2 separate regions of the Homo sapiens genome follow, and region 2 is linked to region 1. A link is a loop called in an ENCODE intact Hi-C map of the cell type or tissue named here. Cell type or tissue: psoas muscle. All regions are shown on one strand. Each heading gives the region's core, and the rest is flanking DNA. Links, peaks and the distances in the headings are about the cores only.

Region 1 (9,283 bases), core at 706-8,705:
CTTAGATCTGGAAGGAGGAGAGCCTGGATATCTCGCTGCCACACAAACCGTGTCCCATTCCAGCTGCCTGGAGCACTGTCCCCCAGTCAGTGGGGTGGGGACTGGGCAGGGAGGGGAGACAGCAGAAAGACCCTGGCCCCATGGCCTCATTGCAGAGATCCCAGTGGCCTGCAAAGATATCCTCCCTCCCCAGCTCCCTGGCTCGGCTCGCTGTGGGTAGAGACTTCACCATCAGCCAGAGACCAAGTCTCCCAGCTGGGGCTGGAGCATGAGTCTTGTCCTGAACCACTCTCAGATGGATCCTTGCTCCCAGCTCTGCCCCCAGGGCCTAAAATGCTCTCTAGAGATCATCAAGTCCAACCCTTTCGTTTACAGAGAAGAACGCAGGCTCAGAGAGCATGCGCCGGATTCCCACAGCATTGTTGGTAAAGGGCAGAGCAGGGTCTCTAGTGACCCTGTCCAGAGTCCCTTCCACCCTCCAGCTGCAGACAGGGACCTTCTGAACGGAATGCAAGAGACGGGATAAAATGCCTGCCCTTCCCCTGGCCAAAGTCTCACTGCTGAGCTTGAAGGGGTCCTCAGGGGCAGCTGGGGCCTTGGGCCCTCTCCCACTGCTACAGGGGCCCCTTCTCACCTGCAGGGGAAGGAGCACTGGATTTGAAGTCAGACAGTCCTGTGTTCATGTCACGTCCTGACTGAGTGTCCTGGCCAAGACACCTCACTGGACCTCAATTTCCTGATCTGTAAAATAGGGACAATGATACCTGCCCTGCCTAATTCACTGGACTCATGAGAAGCTATGGGAAGATTTCTCCCATTGCGACATATTCTACAAGTGTGTATAAGGCAATGTTTTCATCCCCTTCTGCCCAGCCAGCCTGACCAGCCCTGGGTCCCCAGAGGCTCGCACAAGTTCTGCACAGAGGTGTATTCAGGGACTGTTTTGATGAACTGAATATATTAATATATGTTCTTTTTTTTTTTCTTTTTTTTTTTTTGAGACAGAGTCTCTCTCTGTCGCCCAGGCTGGAGTGCAGTGGCGTGATCTCGGCTCACTACAACCTCCGCCTCCCGGGTTCAAGCGATTCCCCTGCCTCAGCCTCCTGAGTAGCTGGGATTACAGGTGCCTACCACCACGCCCGGCTAATTTTTGTATTTTTAGTAGAGACAGGGTTTCACCATGTTGGCCAGGATGGTCTTGATCTCCTGACCTCGTGATCCACCCACTTCAGCCTCCCAAAGTGCTGGTATGTTCTTAATTCATCTCATCAGGTAGCAGCCAACTTCAAGGCCAGTGGTGTGGATAACAAAGTCCCTCGGTCCTACGAGGAGCCCAAGCACATCTGTCACAGATACAGGAGCCCGAGCGGTCGCAGTCCACGCTAGGCGCTCGGTGCTCGCTCGTCTCAGTATAATTTGGTTCATGGATTTCTAGCCCATCTCCCCCACCAGCCTGTGCACTCCATGGATGCAGGAAATGGGTCTGGCTGGTTTTCTGCTAAATCCCCAGCACCTGGGCTGGGGCCTGACATGTGGCAGATCTTCAGTGAATATTTATTGTCGGAATGAAGGATCTTGTGGATCTGGCTCTGTTCCTTCCAGCAGTGCCACCTCTCTGCGCCTCGGATTCTTTATCTGTAAGAGGTGAGGAGGTGGGAAAATCAGCTGAGATAACGAAGAACTCAGATAACAGTTTACAAAGCCCTTGGGTCACCAAAAGGCTCGCAGTGGGCCTGGCTGCTATTATCACCATTATCATCACTACCATACTGCAGAGATGAGACAAATCCCATAGCAGCTGCAGAGGGCTGGGGGAGGGCTCCAGCCGGGCCCCAACTTTGTCCTGAAATACCACACACATTGCAAGTCCAGTGCCAGACCCATGGTTCCATTTCAGCCTCCAGACAGTGGTTCTTCTCCCCATATTTTGGAAGAAGAAATGAAGAAATTGAGACTCAGGGCAACGAGAGAACTCGCCCAGGTCACACAGCGCCTAAGCACTTGATCATTTCCTGAGTGTCTCCAGGGTGCCTGTCCCTGTGCCAGCAGCGACACATGCCCTGCCTCATTTTATCATGCCCATCTTACAGGTGAAGAAATTGAGGCCCACGGAAGTCACAGGGCTTGCCCAAGAACCACAGCCAGTTAATAGCAAAGAAGCATCTCCCGCCCCCACTCGGGCCTCAGCCTCAGTTCCCGGTGCCCACTCCACCCCCAGGAGGCTGGGATCTGAGCAGGGCCCTGGCCACCCTCTGCCACTCCGGAAGTGCCCTGTGTCTGTACCTTGATCTCCACACCCACGGTGCCAGGAAACCCCAGCAGGGGCGGCAAACTGCGGGATATTTATAGCGAGCGTGCAGAAAGCTGCCACCCCCATCTGTTTACCCAACAACGCACTTCTCGCTGGCCACTTACAGCCCCGCCAGCCACAGACAGACCCTCTCGGTCGCCTCATCTATTTTTTCCTCCCCACTTAATTTTGCATCATCCCAGCTTCCAAAATAAACTTCCCCAAACCAGCCAGGCTCATTCTGGCCCAGAATCCCTGCCCAAGAGCCCCCTTCAGCCCCTGCCCCCACATCAGCCCATACAGCAGAACCACCAAACCCAACCCGGCCCCTTGGCTGCCTTTGGCCTTGATTTAGAAGCAGCTGCTCCTGCCCCGGCGGGTTTCCGACAAGGCAGTGCCGGGGCGTCTGCCTCTGTGGGGATACCGGCTGGGCTTCTGTGTGCATAGTTGCTGGTAGGAGGCTGAAGATACTGCCCCCTGTGCCCCATCCACCTCCCCAACACACATTCACACACACATGTATGCACACACACACATATACGCAGAGCCCCACAAGCGTCAGCCTCCTCCAAGGCTTCTCTTCCCTCGTTCCCTGGCCCAAGCTGGCCTCTTCCAGCTTTGCACGTGGCCCAGCCTCTCCTCACCTGCCCAGCCACCACTCTGAACTTTTCCTTCCTCAGTCCCACCCTGCCATCTCACCTCCAGGCCTTTGGACATGCTCTTTCCTTAGCCTAGAACACTAGAACAGTTTCCCCTCACCACCTGCCAAGCTCACCTTCCCAATCCCTCAGGCCTAAACTCTAGGTCACCTCTTCCAGGAAATTCCCTGTCCAGCGTAGGGGAGCAGGTCTGTCCTGGGCCATCCTACCTTCCACCAGCCCAAGAGAGAGTTCTAAGTCACACCTAGGGTGGAATGCAGCCCCCACCCCAGTTCTCCATGAATTTCTCAGCCCAGCCCTGGCCCTGCACACATAAGCAAACCAGCTCTCTCATCCCCAGGAGAAAGGACTCCTTCACCCCAGGACCAGAGAGGATCATTCAGCCCAACCACCAGTTGCAGAAGCTAGGGACGCCTCAACCATTCCAGAATTACCATTCCAACTTCATGTTCAATCCCTTGAGTTGCAGCTTTTTCAGGCTACTAATTCACAAGCCCATTTATTTCTTCTAAGTTTTTTTGCAAAGGTTGAGGATAGGAAAGGAATGAATGTTATGTCTATTCCCATTTAAAAGAAAGATACTCGTAGGCCCATTTTTGGATAAAGAAACTATAGCTTAGAGAATCCCGCTTCAATTATTCATTCAGCACTCATGCACTGAGCTCTCACCACATCCCAGGCACATCACAGCACCAGGGGCACAGCAGTGGGCAAAACAGCCACAGTCCCTGCCCTCCTGGAGGCCCCAAGCTGCGGGAAAAGACGCATTCAACAGATGATTGCGCCAATAACTATTGAATAACCATTTGTATTACGTTGACAGTGTTTCAAAGCTCAGGACTAAGACAGAATATGTAATCAGAAGCCCACAGAAGCCTTCTCAGACCTGTTATGGAAGTTGAGACCTGCAGCAAATTAGTCCACTAAAGAGCAAGTTGAGACCAGGCACAGTGGCTTACACCTATAATCCCCGCACTTTGGGAGGCCGAGGCAGGGGGATCACTTGAGCTCAGGCGTTCGAGACCAGCCTGGCCAACATGGTGAAACTCCAACTCTACTAAAAATACAAAAATTAGCCAGGCGTGGTGGCATGGCCCTATAGTCCCAAGCTACTCAGGAGGCTGAGGCAGGAGAATCGCTTGAACCCAGAAGGCGGAGGTTGCAGTGAGCCAAGATGATGCCACTGTACTCCAGCCTGGGCAACAGAACAAGACTCTGTCTCAAAAAGAAAAAAAAAAAAAAAAAGCCAGTGGAGGGGCATTCCCAGCAGGAGAAACAGCACATGGAAAGGCCTGGAGAGACCTCTTGACCTCCCAAAGTGCTGGGATTACAGGCACACGCCACCGCGCCCAGGGGTGCAAGCCTGTAGTCCCAGGTACTCAGAAGGCTGAGGATTGCTTGAGCCCAGGAATTCAAGGCTACAGCAAGCCATGATTGCATTACTGCACTCCAGTCAGTGACTGGACAGCAAGACCCTGTCTCTAAAAAAAAAAAAAAAAAAAAAAAGAGGAAGAAGGAAGGAAGAAAGGAAGGAAGGAAGGCAGAAAGGAGGGAGGGAGGGAGGAAGGAAGGAAGGAGACATTCAAGTGCAATTCAGCACCTCGTGCAATAATCCTTAGCTATCAGTTACATTCCCTGTTACCTTGACCTTGACCAAATACCGCTTCTAATTCACCTTGAATTTTTCTTTATCAGTCAGACCTTTTTCTGAGACTTCAGAATTGCTGGTGTCCAGATTGTCTGCCTCTCTCTTAATGGTCACTGCCAGACTAGCTTTTCATTCCTCCAAGTTCCTCTGATTTCTTCCCTTAAAGGTGATGTGCATTACCTTTGAGAAAAGTCAAGTTCACACTGCCCACCCCCAAGCTTCCCCAGGGCAATGGGCTGCATTAGAAGTCTGCCATTGTGGAAGGGATGGTTCTAACAGGGCCTTACCACTCCTGAATAGTGTGTTTCCCAGGTTGGGTCTTGTTAACTGCAGCTGTTCTCCTAACAGCAGCTTCAACACATGCTCAGATTCAACCTTCTGTTGAAGGTCCAGCACTAGCAAAGCCTCCACAACCCCCATGTGCCACTCTGCTTCCCAGAGGAGTGGCATCCCCTCCAGGTCAAGCCATTTTCAAAATTCAAGCAGGTGCCGGGTGCAGTGGCTCACGCCTGTAATCCCAACACTTTGAGAGGCTGAGGTGGGCAGATTGCTAGACCCCAGGAGTTTGAGACCAGCCTGGGCAATACAGTGAGACCCTGTCTCTAAAAAACACAAAAATTAGCCGGATATTGTGGTGCATGCCTACATTCCAGCTACTCAGGAGGCTGAGGTGGGAGGATCTTTCTGGACCAGGAGGTCGAGATTGCAGTTTGAGCTGTGATTGTGCCAGTGCACTCCAGCCTGGGTGATGGAACAAGACCCTGTCTCAAAAAAAAAAAAAAGATTCAAGCAGAACGCTCAGCTGCAACAAGTGTTTTCACCACAGTCTTCTGTTGCTAGAAGGAAAGAGCAAGCTCCCAGCTGACTCGGTGAGGTGACAACAGGATAAAGACAGAGAGGAGTCAGCATCCAGGATTCAATCCAGTTGGAAAGACCAAGCGAGGACAGGAGCCCTGTGAGGGAATCAGAATCACGACCTGAGGCTGGGCCAGTGGACAAGACCCCAGACCTGCTGGCCAGGCTGTGCAGGGGGATCCCAGGACGGCAGGTAAAGGTGAATGCCCTCCACCCTGATCAGTGAGAGCCCCATCCTTCAGGTGGGTGGAAAAGGGATACCTGCCTTCTGCTGGGCAGGGAGGGGCTGGGGCATAACAAGGTCTTACCCACTCCAGGGTGAAATGATGACTGCTGCAAGTACAGCCCTTGGAATCCCAGAATCACAGGACATTGGGGACTTTTTCTTCTCAGCATTACAAGAGGCTTGAGAGAGAGGAGGTTAAAATATCCCAGGGCTGGGCACGGTGGCTCACGCCTGTAATCCCAGCACTTTGGGAGGCCAAGGCAGGTGGATCACCTAAGGTCAGGAGTTCAAGACCAGCCTGGCCAACAGGGTGAAACCCTGTCTCTACTAAAAATACAAAAATTAGCCAGGCATGGTGGCAGGTGCCTGTAATCCCAGCTACTCAGGAGGCTGAGGCACGAGAATCACTTGAACCCAGGGGAGGAGGTTGCAGTGAGCCAAGATCGTACCACTGCACTCCAGCCCAGGCGAAAGAGCAAGATTCTGTCTCAAAAAAAAAGAAAAAAGAAAAGAAAAGAAAAAAGACATCTCAGGGTTCCAGGTGGAGAAAATGGGCTTCATCTAAAGCAGGAAAGACTGCAGTTAGACATGAGGTAGGAATACTGATCATCCAAGTGTCAGCATGTGGAATGAACTCCCGAAGGCGGCTATAGATTCTGCATTCCCAGGACCGAATGCAAAAGGACCTGCCCTGACTGGTGAGGCCCGACCAGAAGGGCCAGCTTTCCTGAGTCTGACGACCCCTCCTTCACGGCAAAAGATTCCATAATGAGGGCACTTTTAGTATGTGTTAATAGCAAAATAACAAAAAGCCAACATAACCCATTCAGACTTTAGAGCACATACAGGAAGTCCAGGAACAGAGGAACAGCCTGACAGCACAAACAGGCACTGTCGAGTGGGGGACCCTCTTACAAATCAACTTCATGTCTGCACCAGCCAAGGACATTTTATTTTTATTTATTTATTTATTTATTTATTTATTTATTTATTTATTTTATTTTATTTATTTTTGGGGATGGAGTTTCACTCTTGTTCCCCAGGCCGGAGTGCAATGGCGCGATCTCAGCTCACCACAACCTCCGCCTCCTGGGTTCAAGCGATTCTCCTGCCTCAGCCTCCCAAGTAGCTGGGATTACAGACATGCACCACCATGCCCAACTAATTTTGTATTTTTAGTAGAGACAGGGTTTCTCCATGTTTGTCCGGCTGGTCTCAAACTCCCAACCTCAGGTGATCTTCCCACCTTGCCCTCCCAAAGTGCTGGGATTACAGGTGTGAGCCACCACATCCGGCAGCCAAGGGCATTTTAAAAAGCCACAACTGGGAGATAAAGGGGCATGGCTCTAGATTAATAACAATCAGGAGACATAACAATCAAATATCATGGGTGAACCTTGTTTAAGTCCTGATTGAAGAAGCCATCAGTAAACAGACTTTTTTAAAACTATTGGGGACATTTGATTCTGATGTTGGTGTTAATTTCATTAGGTAAGATAATAGCATGGTGGTCATGTAAGAAACTGTCCTTGTGTTCGAGACAGTGGTGTACTGGTAAATGTTTAACAACCAGCTCTCTGGGGTGGGGAGATGGAGGGGAGCCCTGGTTTGTGGTGTGTGCCGATTCCCATGGTGTAAATATTCCCACCATGGCCGATTTCAAGCTACCAATATGATGTTTCTGAACACAGAATTAGGGAGAGATGCACCAGTCAGGTCTTAGCCACTAAAACCAGCAGCTCTGGCACACCCCTGGTCTTAGAGCTGCACATTGAAGTTTGTATGGGTGAAACGAAAAGGGATCTGGCATGTGTTTTGAAATAATTTAGTAAAGATTTTAAAAAGTAGATGAAACAGACCAGGCGCGGTGGCTCACGCCTGTAATCCCAGAACTTCGGGAGGCCGAGGCAGGTGGATCACCTGAGATCAGGAGTTCGAGACCAGCCTGGCCAACATGGTGAAATCCCGTCCTACTAAAATTACAAAAATCAGTCGGGTGTGGTGGCACTTGCCTGTAATCCCAGCTACTCAAAAGGCTGAGGCAGGAGAATCACTTGAACCTGGGAGGCGGAGTTTGCAGTGAGCTGAGATCATATTATTGCACTCCAGCCTGGGCGACAGAGCAAGACTCCATCTCAAAAAAAAGAAAAAAATGTAGATGAGGCAAATGGGGTGAAATATTGATAATTGTTGAATCTGGGTAATTCAGATATGGGTGTTTATTAATGCTATTATTCTTTATTGTATATATTTGAACATTTTCACAGTAAAACATTTAAAACTGTGATTATCTTCTATATAGAAGGAAGGCTTTTAGTCCAAGAATTCTGGGTGTTCACATTGATTTCTAGACCTCTACTCTAACTCCGCAGCCTCCCAGCGGTCTGAAGGTAAAGAATGAGAACCACACACCTACATCCATCTTCTGATCATCAATGGGTCATAACCAAGGTTACTCTACAGAACCGGCACTAGGTGATGGGTGGAAAGAAAGCCCTAAAAAGAAAAAGAAACCTACGTCCAGATTGGCAGTCCTGGGTGTACCACCTACCAACAGTGTGATGATCTTAGACAACTTAACTGGACTCTCTGAGCCTCTATTTCCTCACTGGCAAAATAAGGGTACTAACAGCTTATGGTAAAGATTAAATGCAATATGTAGGCACAGCTCTTGAGGTGTTCTGTGACAAACAGTAGGATGCTCAGTAAATACTGGCTTCCTTCCTTCCCATAGGGATCTGACAGGGGTTACGGGGGCATGAGTGAGCTGTTAAAAGTACAATCCCCATCTAAAGTCAAAGATCGCTCTTCACCCGAGAATGTGGGTCCCATGTTGCCAAATCTCCCATTTCTCAAGAGAAGCTGGAGATCTAGCTTCTCATGTGAAATCTCCCAATCTTGAAATAGTATCAGTAAATTCATGTACTTGAAAACACACTAGGCAGGCCAAGCAAAACACCTCCACAGACCACAGGTGCGCAACTTCTGGTTTCAAACATAGAACAAGATGAAGCGCTAACAATCACTGAAGCCTTACTCAACATTCACTGAAGCTGGGCCCTGTGCTCAGAAGCCTTTACACACCTTATCTACTGATTCCTCATGACATCGCTATGATCCCCTTGAACAGATGAGGAAACTGAGGCTCAGAGAGGCAAAGAGATCTGTCAGGGCCTGGAACAAATGCAGGTATTCCCCAGAACTTGCTGGTCCACTTCACTGCTTCTCTAGATCCCACAAGAGTCTTTAAGGAGCAAATGCCAGTCCCAGAGAGGAGCAAGGACTTGCCGAGGGCCGCACATACATGGATGGCTGGCTGGGACTGACCAGGTTTCCCGTTCCCTCCCTGGTCAGGGTGAACAGCCTTGGAGGAGACGCCTGTGCAGATATGCCCAGCCAAAGCCCAACACATGTAGACCAGAGTGGCACGGGAAGAAAGTACCTTTTATTTCCTTGCAAAGTGCACGGATAGGCATTAAGACTTTTCTAGACCCTAATTAGCTGGGCGAAGTGGCAGGCACCTATAATCCCAGCTACTCTGGAGGCTGAGGCAGGAGAATCGCTTGGGCCCTGGGAGGCAGAGGTTGCAGTGAGCTGAGATCGCG
Region 2 (9,283 bases), core at 575-8,574, 54 kb before region 1:
GTACCTAATCCCCTCCCCAGAACGCATACAATGCACGGTCCCTTCATTCAAACTAACACTGGACACAGAGTCTGAGCTGGGCCCGGGCTGGGGTCACAGAGGAGGAAACGGCGTTGTGGCTCTGGCCTCTCACCCTTCCCTGGCTGCTCCCACCCTAGCAGCCAAGGTGGGGCGGCACCAGTCAGAAGCAGCAACAGAAGGGAGATGCTGCAGGAACGGCAACAGGCAGAAACGGCACACACTGGGCTCTGAGAGGCAGTGATCACATCGGAGACCCCACACTTGATTTCAAGATCCAGCAAAAGGGCTGGCACTGGGGTCAGAGATGAGAGCAACCCCTTCCTGTCCTCCAGAAGTCCGCGGTCCGGTGTTGGAAACGGACAGATAAGCTCATCCATAGGAAATCATGTGGCCTGTCCCACAGCAGGGCCGGGCTAAACCCTCCCCACGGAACTTGGAGCCTGGAATGATACAGGAGATGCTCTGAAATTGGGCAGGCTGGGCTCAATCCCAGCTTTTCCAGTCATCTTGATTTCTCTAAGCCTCAGCTTCACATCTGTATCATGGGTACACAATAGTTCTCTAGAGGCTAATATAGGTAAATAGACAATATATGACCCAATGTATGTAAGTGTGGCTTAGCAAAGAGCCTGCCATTACATAAGCGTTCAATAAATCATACTTATAATTTGTATTGCATTTATTCCACTGCTGTCTGGGAGGCACCGGACTGGAAGTTAAGAGACCCATATCTGGTTCCCTTCTTGCCACTACCTCGCTATGTAACTCTGAATGATTCCCGTCCTCACCTCGCCCCGTTTTCTGAACTATGAAATGGGGGATGAATATGGAACTTCCTTCCTACCCCGACCTCCTAAGATTTGAAGGGAAGGCAGCCCCCGCCATGCTCTTCAGTCTCCTCCCTGCCTCTTCTTTCTCTCTCTCTCTCCTCCCCCTACCCTGCTCCCTTACTCCAACCACTCAGACCTCCTTGCTCTTCCTCCAACTCCCAGCCACGCTCTGGTCTCAAAGTGTCCACATTTGCTGTTCTCTCTGCCCCAGTCCCTACTCCTGGCCACCTCCAACATCCACACAACTCCCTCACACTTCGTTCAGGCCTTCACACAAATGTCATCTCCTCCCGGGGGCCTTCCCTGACCACCTCCATCACTGTCTCCTCAGTCTGCTTTATTTTCCTTCACAGCACTCTTCAGAACCAGATATGTGATGGGTTGCCTTCTATCTCCACTCACTAGAATGCAAACTCCAGGAGACGGGAATGCAGTCTGTCTGGTTCACAGCTGTAGCCCCAGAATCTACACAGTGCCCGGCCAGAGGCGGCACTCCATTCTCAAATGAGGACTAGCATGTGCCCAAAGCTCTGGAGAGGCCATACGGATGCGGCGGGTGGACAGAAGTCTCCAAAATCCCCTCCGTGCCAGCTCCGAGCCTGCTGCGCCTTCTCACAGCCTGGAAAAGCGCAAAGCCCCATCCACCCCTGCTGGGCACATGCCCCCTGCCCTTGGGGTCACAGACCTGAGACGACCACCCCCGGCCCCGAAGCCCTCAGATGTTTCCAGGTCGGGGCCATGAGGGAGGGGGCGGCCGACTCAGGGCCCCATCCTTTGTCCCAGGCCCCAGCAGAATTTAATTCCAAGGTTCAAAGCGCCTTTGCCCCTTCCCAGATAAAAGGCCGCTCAGCTGGAGAGATGAGCTGGTTAATAAAGGCAGGAGGGGGGCCCTGGAAAGACAGGCCCACCGTCGCTCCCTGCCCACACCCTCTGCCGGTGAATGCTCTCAGCCCTCGGCCGCCGTTCCGGCCCGCTGCCCCACAAGAAAAGCCCATTAATTGAACACTAATAGGATTTTCAATTTGTCACAATCCTTAGAGATCCCGGGGAGGCAGGGAGGAGAAGGACAGGATTCCTGTCATGACTGTGTTAAAGGCGATCTTAGCAGTGAGCCTGGCCTGGATGCCAGACAGGTCCTGCCTCTCTGGGGCCTTCAGGCAAGCTGCAGCCCTCTGGCCTCAGTTTCCTCAACAGAAAGTTCCTAAAACCTACTTCAAAAGAAGGCTGTATGGATTCAATATGATCCTGAGGGAGCAACCTCTGGCAAGTGCTGCCCGGCCGGTAGTGGGCGCTCTGCAATGACTGCCCCTCCCGCGTCAGCCTCTCTCCCTGCTCCTGCCAAGATCTCCCCGCCAGGTAGCAGTGTCCGCACGGGCTGGAGCCGTATCCCCCACCTCTGCCCCTGCCCCTGCCCCAGCCACTGTGTCTCCATTCTTCTGTGGCTTCAGCCAAACACCCCCTGGGGAGTAAGAGGGTGGGGTGTCTGGGAGCCCGTGGCCTTTTCATCCTCGGTGGGATCAGCATCCTGAATTCCTCGTTGTTCAAGGAGAGCCAAGGATTTGGAGCTTGCAAACACGGCGGCCCAATCAGAAGGCCCTAGCCCGTGCCAACCAGCTGCGTCTCGGTTACAGCACACCAGCTGCCCAAGCTCTGTTCTCCAGGCGAATTCCTCCCGGATCAGGAGATGCCAGACAGTGGGGACCGAATCTGTGTTGCTCCCTGGCCACGGGCTCTGCCTGCTCTGCGCTTCCCCATGGCCTGAAAGTGAGGGACACCCTGGCACGGGAAGGGGTTTGAGGGTGGGGGATTGGAGGGAACGTGTCTATTGCTACAGTTGACAAGTGACAGAGACACACAGGGTGCAAGGACTGCCTCCAGGATTTCCAAAGCCAATGGACAAGCCACCTGGCCGGGCCCCATGCCTGGCTCAGAGCCACGCACCCTGGATTCGCTGCTGCTGACACCACCCAGGAGAGAGAGGTGGGAAAGGGGGACTCAGGAGTCTGTCCCTCAACCCCCAATCTGGCTCTGGGCAGCTGCTTCCTTTGCAAAGCCTTCATTACTAGACTGGACAGGAGTGGAGGGAGGGAAGACGGCAGCCAGCACCGCCTGTGGTCCCTGCTCGCTTCTGCCTGATCCAGGCCCCCCAGGAGCCCTGACCGTAATTTACAACATCTCAATTCCTCAGCACCACGTGGTCCCAACCCAGACAGAGATGGGAAAGGGGAAGGGAGGAGAGACAGCAAGGAGACAAAATTGAGGGTGGTTTCAGTTACTCTATATTTCAGTTACCACAGACCCATTCAGGTGCAAAGAGAATCATATATCTTGTTAATAAAAGAAATAGAAGAAGCAAATTGGCATTCACCTCATTTTAATGGTTACAGGGGAAGGCGTGATGAGGCTCCCACACGTGGGAACAGTAGGTGAGCTTTCACCAAACCAATGTCGATGAGCCCTAGGATCCTGGAATGGAAATCTGTGGGTTCTCAGGCCCAGGACAGAAGGCTAAGTGGAGGCCAAGGAGAAGATTCTAGAAGAGAATGCTGTCTGAGTGCCACAGTGTAGACTGTGGAAAGTCTCTGTGGGTTTCAGGTGGAATTCTCAAAGAGGCTAGAAAGAGGGGCAGCCTGCCTGATAGAGGGACAGTGACGTTCTGCCCAGCGGCAGATGAGGGGGCGAGGAAGGACCCTTAATCCATGGGCCCCATCTGGTCCCCTAAACTTTTCAGAACATCTTTGCTTGGGCCTGAGTCACATCTTTGACTCATGCAGCAAGTGTCCAGCTCTGCTCACAAGCAGAAAGTGGCCCCAGGAGTCAGTGGCAGTACGTGCTCAAGCAGGAAAAGGACCATGTCACCAAATCGGAGAGTCCCTGGAGGGGCCCCCTGAGGCAGCATTCAGACTACCCACCCACTGCTCTACTGGGGATTCCTGAATTGTCAGCTCCCACATGAGGAATGATCCCCAGGATCCTCCGAGCTCCCAACTAGAATCTGATCTGGCTGTGTGAGCCTAGGTGAGTTGCTCACCCTCTCTGTGCTTTCAGTTCACTGGGCAGAAGATGTGAAGAAATAGGAGAACCAAGAGTGTTCCCCTGCCCTATGGAGGGTGAGGGCCCTTTATAAAAGAGCTTGGTGAGCTATATTCAGGGTGAAGAGGGTAGTCTATTCCTGTAATGAAGAAATGATGGCATTTATTTATTAGAAAGGGTTTTAAGAATGGGATGGAAGTTATGGATCGGGAGTGTAACATACGTCATTCATGGCCGGGTGCGGTGGCTCACGCCTGTAATCCCAGCACTTTGGGAGGCCGAGGCGGGCGGATCACGAGGTCAGGAGATTGAGACCATCCTGGCTAACATAGTGAAACACCATGTCTACTAAAAATACAAAAATTAGCCAGGCGTGGTGGCGGGCACCTGTAGTCCCAGCTACTCAGGAGGCTGAGGCAGGAGAATGGCATGAACCTGGGAGGTGGAGCTTGCAGTGAGCCAAGATGGAGCCACTGCACTCCAGCCTGGGCAACAGTGCGAGACTCCGTCTCAAAAAAAAAAAAAAAAAGATATGTCATTCATTCATTTATCATTCATTTATTCATATAACAGTGATGTATTGAGCTCCTACACTAGGTCAGACCCCACCCCAGGGACACAGTGAAGAACCAGACAGGCCCTGCCCTCAAGGATCCAGACAAGTAAACAAGGACCTACCAGGGTGATGGAGGCTCTGCCAGAACCCACACAGGGGGCTGGAAAGCACAGAAAAGGTCGGGGTTGGGGGCTAGTCTGGGTGGGAACAGGAGCTTCTAATAGAAGTAACCTCTAAGCTACCGTTTAAAAGATGAGGATAGATAGCCAGCAATGTGGGGGTGATCAGAAGGGATCCCAATGGGGGGCCTGACATTTGCAAAGGCATGAAGCATCTTCCTCCTTGCCTCCCTCACTTCTAACCACCATGCAATACCTCTGCAAAAATGAATGAATGAATGAACAAATGAACGAATGAATGAACAAAAGGTGGAAGGGTTACAGACATACCTATTACAGAAGAAGCATCCGAATACCTGAAAAAACTCCATATATTCAGGAGCACTTTGCCTAAGGTGGATCCAGCCATCTGGTTATTTCAGCACCAAATGGAATGGTCCAAGGCTGTGGTTTCTGATGTCCTCAATAAACCCCAAAAACGAAACAACGGCTCTGCCCCCTCATCCACTGATGTGGCCTCTGCTACACATCCAGTTCCTTCCACTTGAAAAGCTGGCACCATCCCATTCATTCGTGCATTCACGAATCTCTTGATCATCACCCACGTGCCAGGAGCTGTGCCAGGCACATGGAGCGAGTGCCAGTGGGAAAAGCCTGCCTTGGCGCTGCCCTTCTTGGCACATCCATCACCCTTCAGTGGTCACGGTCACAGCAGGAACCTGGAACTACCTGGGAGGATCCTGAGCTGTGGGAATCTTCCCAGTAAGTCCTCAGTCAAGGGCAGGACGGGACCTGTGAAGGGACAATCTTTCTCCTGCTTTCCCGCCCAAACTCGTGGCCAAAGGCAAGGCACATGCACGGGTGGAATCCCATCAGTGGCACCTGGCCAACTGGCTGCCACTTGCTTATTTGGCTTGGAACAGGAAATACATTTTTCTACTATTTAGACTGCTGACCTCAGGAATAAACTAATTACTGTTGCGAAGCTGCATTCCCACACTGTCCAGCTCACATCTGTAACCCCTGGTTGGGACCAACACAGAGGAGGTGCCAGATGGCTGGGAGGTCCAGGAGTCCTGGTGCAGTGGACACTCTTGTCCTGCGCCCTGGGTCTTCGGGGGAGAAGGACTTGAGACCACCTTTCCTGGATCTTCATCTCAGACCCAGAAGAGCTCTGTCTGCATCTGCCCTTTTGCCTTGAGCAAGTATCTCTCCAAGTCTTGGTTTCCTATCCACGCAATGGAGGCATGGTAATGTTGACCCCCAGGGACTGTCATTAGGAGTAAACGACACCATGTCTGAGAATCACTTCGTGGAAACGCGATCACCCCAGAAGACCCGAACAACCCAGCCCCAGAAGCCAGCTTGGCTCAGGCTGGCCCCACATCTCGGCCAGCAACAGCATCAGCCAGGTGTGCTACAGATCCCACCACAGGCATGCGCCCTGGTGCAGAAGCAGGCATCTGCCTCTAAGACTGCTGCCCGCAGCAACCAGAACAGTTATTTGGACTCAGGCAGGCAGGGCCAGCACCATCAAAGAGGGCCAGGAAATAGAAGATGAATGAATGAAGCAATGACAGCCTAAGCATAATACTATTTTAACTCATTCTAATAAATTTACTGAAATAAAAAACTGTTCAGCTCAAGAGTCAGCAAACTGATCTGTAAAGGGCAAGATGGTAAATATTTTAGGCTTTGAGGACCATACAGTCTCTGTCACAACAAACAAGTGCTGCCGCAGCATAAAACCAGCTGTAGACAATGCATACATGAATGGCCATGTCCGTGTTCCAGTAAAACTTTATTTACAAAACAGCTAGTGGGTCAGATGTGGCCAACCACTCTGGTGGAACCAGCCAAGTTGTAACTACATAAGCTCAGCAGTGTCCTTGAGACTTCCTCATCACCCCTTCATCTGATGGATCACCAGGTCCTCTCTCTTCTTCCTTCTATATAGCATTGTTTCCTTCCCACACCACAACCATTCCCCAGTCTAGCCACATCACCCACGACCTGGAGACTCCAGCAGCTTCCCACCTCTTGACCCTCTGGTCCATCCTCTACTCAGAAGCAAAAGAGATCTATCTCAGTGGCTGATCTGACTGTGTCATTCCCCTTTCCTGGCTCCCATGTCCTGATTGTCACAATCATTCAAGCCTAGATCCCACTGTTGGTCCAGCCTCATGGCTCACTGCCCTCCCCAGCCACCAGGCTCAGCTCTAGCAAGATTGAATATCTCTTCTAGTTCTCCTAACACATCACGCTCAGCCTTCTCCTATGCAAGAACACTTCTCTCCCTCCTCTTCCCCTGGCCAACTCCTATTCATTCTCCAGGTCTCAGGTCGGATGTCACCTACCCTACAAAGCTTTTCTGAGGTGCCCCCACAATACTTCTAGCTTATCTCTAACTTAGAAGTGATCACACTTTTGGCACAGACTACAGTGTGCTCAACAAACCACATCTCCCTCTCTTCCCAGTCACACAGCTAGACTACATTTCCCAGCCTCCTTTGGAGTTGGTGGGGCCATGTTGTTGAATTCTGGCCAATGGAAGAAGGTCAGAAGTGATGGATACCATTCCAGGCCTGGCCTTGACTTCCCACAAGATCCTGCATGCTTGCTCATTGTCCCCATCTTCCAGCTGAATGGAGAGGATTCTGAGGATCTGCAGAAGGGCAGAGCCACCAACAGAAGGAGCCTAAATCCCTGAATCACTTAGATGAGGGCAGCTGAAGAAAGCCACCTGCCCAGAAATCCCACTTTGTATTGAGCTCCTGAAATTTTAGGATTGTTTGTTACAACACTTGGCCTACCCTGACTAAACCAATCTTCAAATGGAATCAACTGTTTATTTGTCCACCATCCCTACTAGACTGTAACTAAGATGCATGCGGGCAGGGACTCATTTAAATCACACAACACCATCTTCCCAGAACTTAGCACTATATCCTGCATATAGTAGAAGCTCAATAAATACTTGTTAATTGGATGAATAAATGACTGAATATAACCTCAGTGGATGGCATAGGCTCCTCGTGTCACCATGGGGACACTGTAGCTCCTGAGAGCCCAGATAAGCTGAGTCCAAGGTGAGGGGCTGAAGTTAACACTTCAGCCTAGGGAGAGCAGCCTGTGCAGATTCCACTCCAGGGGGCTGAGCTCAAGTGATGCCAGGGCCAATGTCACCAACCAAGGAGGGGGCTGAGGGCAGCGTACCCATCCTAGGCTGGGGGTGGCAGCCACAGGAAGACCCTGGAGGTTGGAATCAAGCCAGCACTGGACTAGGCATTAGGAGTCCCAGATTCAGAACAGTTCTTCCCTCAGACTTGCTGCAGGACCTCAGTAAATAACTTTCTCTCTCTGAGCCTCAGTTTTCCCCTTCTGTTAAAAAAAAAAGTGATGCAGAGTGGACTATGAGGCTTTCAAATAGTTCCTAGTGGCAGGACCCCTTTCCCCACTACCCCCCCCAAAAAAAATTCTCTCTGGATTTTCAAAATATAAAACAGATACAAGTGGAATGGCTCTAATTAAAGCTGGGAAAGGGAGTCTGAGCCAGTCCCAAGCATTTTTCTTTATCCTTTTTTGTTTTGTTTTGTTTTTTGAGAAGGAGTCTCACTGTATCGCCCAAGCTGGAGTGCAGTGGTGCGATCTCGACTCACTGCAACCTCCGCCTCCTGGGTTTCAGCAATTCTCCTGCCTCAGCCTCCTGAGTAGGGTAGCTGGGACTACAGGTGCACACCACCACACCCAGCTAATTTTTGTATTTTTAGTAGAGATGGGGTTTCACCATGTTGGCCAGGCTGGTCTCGAACTCCTGACCTCAGGTGATCCATCCACCTCAGCCTCCCCAAGTTCTGGGTTTACAGGCGTGGACCACCACGCCCAGCTCCCAAGCATTTTTCTAAAGCACCTTCTCAGAACCTTGAGCTCCATCCTCTCTGACCCCCGCTAATACTTCCCAGAGTCTCCACCTACAGAGAAGCTTCTGGATCATCCAGCCAAACCTGCAGCTTCTGCTTAAACACCTCCAGTGACAGAGGGCACACTACCTCCTGGACAGGCTCTAGGGCAGCCCTAATGGTCAGATTACCCACCAGCTGCATGCTGCTTCCCTAGACTGTGCATCCCGGGTCTGTGTCATCCAACAGTCTCTGAGTGACCCAGCTAGAGACTGGGCCTTGAGAAGCTGGACTCCAGAAATAATGATAATAATAACAATAATAATAATAGCAGCTAGGCACGGTGGCTCACACCTGTAATCCCAGCACTTTGGGAGGCTGAGGTGGGTGGATCACCTGAGGTTGGGAGTTCGAGACCAGCCTGACCAACATGGAGAAACCCCATCTCTACTAAAAATATAATGTCAGCCAGGCGTGGTGGTGTATGCCTGTAATCCCAGCTACTTGGGAGGCTGAGGCAGGAGAATCGCTTGAACTCGGGAGGCAGAGGTTACAGTGAGCCGAGATCACGCCATTGCCCATTGCACTCCAGCCTGGGCAACAAGAATGAAACTCCATCTCAAAAAATAAAAATAATAATAATAATAGCCAACAGGCTTTGGCAAGCATTTTTCTAAGTACTTTACATATGCAACTCACTAAATCCATATATTAACTCCACAAAGTAGGTACCTGTACTGTGCAAGTTTATGTCACTTGTCTAATGTCATGCAGATAGTAAATGAGAAAGCTGGGACTCAAATCCAGACCATCTGACCACCTATT

The links. Peaks named below come from ENCODE experiments on the same cell type or tissue, not always from the same donor. Only the 100,000 strongest peaks of a DNase experiment are listed, where the experiment ranks them.
Region 2: a loop joins it to region 1, with 5 times the contacts of the local background. A loop is called at or near these places in 1 of 110 quality-filtered maps.

The regions. Positions count from the first base shown.
Region 1 is chr1:22,147,255-22,156,537 of GRCh38, reverse strand. LOC105376845 (a long non-coding RNA gene) reads right to left here. Exons shown (of 5, transcript XR_947050.1): 2 at 1,212-1,635; 3 at 635-741; 4 at 1-101. Among named protein-coding and RNA genes, the nearest start is that of WNT4, 8.8 kb to the right of the region's middle. In psoas muscle, for the core only: no CTCF peak of the experiment used is centred there; no DNase peak of the experiment used is centred there; H3K27me3 peaks cover 298 bases.
Region 2 is chr1:22,201,319-22,210,601 of GRCh38, reverse strand. No RefSeq gene overlaps it. Among named protein-coding and RNA genes, the nearest start is that of MIR4418, 60 kb to the left of the region's middle. In psoas muscle, for the core only: a CTCF peak has its summit at 2,119 (motif pointing right); DNase peaks (open chromatin) are centred at 2,201, 2,441 and 5,421; H3K27me3 peaks cover 2,489 bases.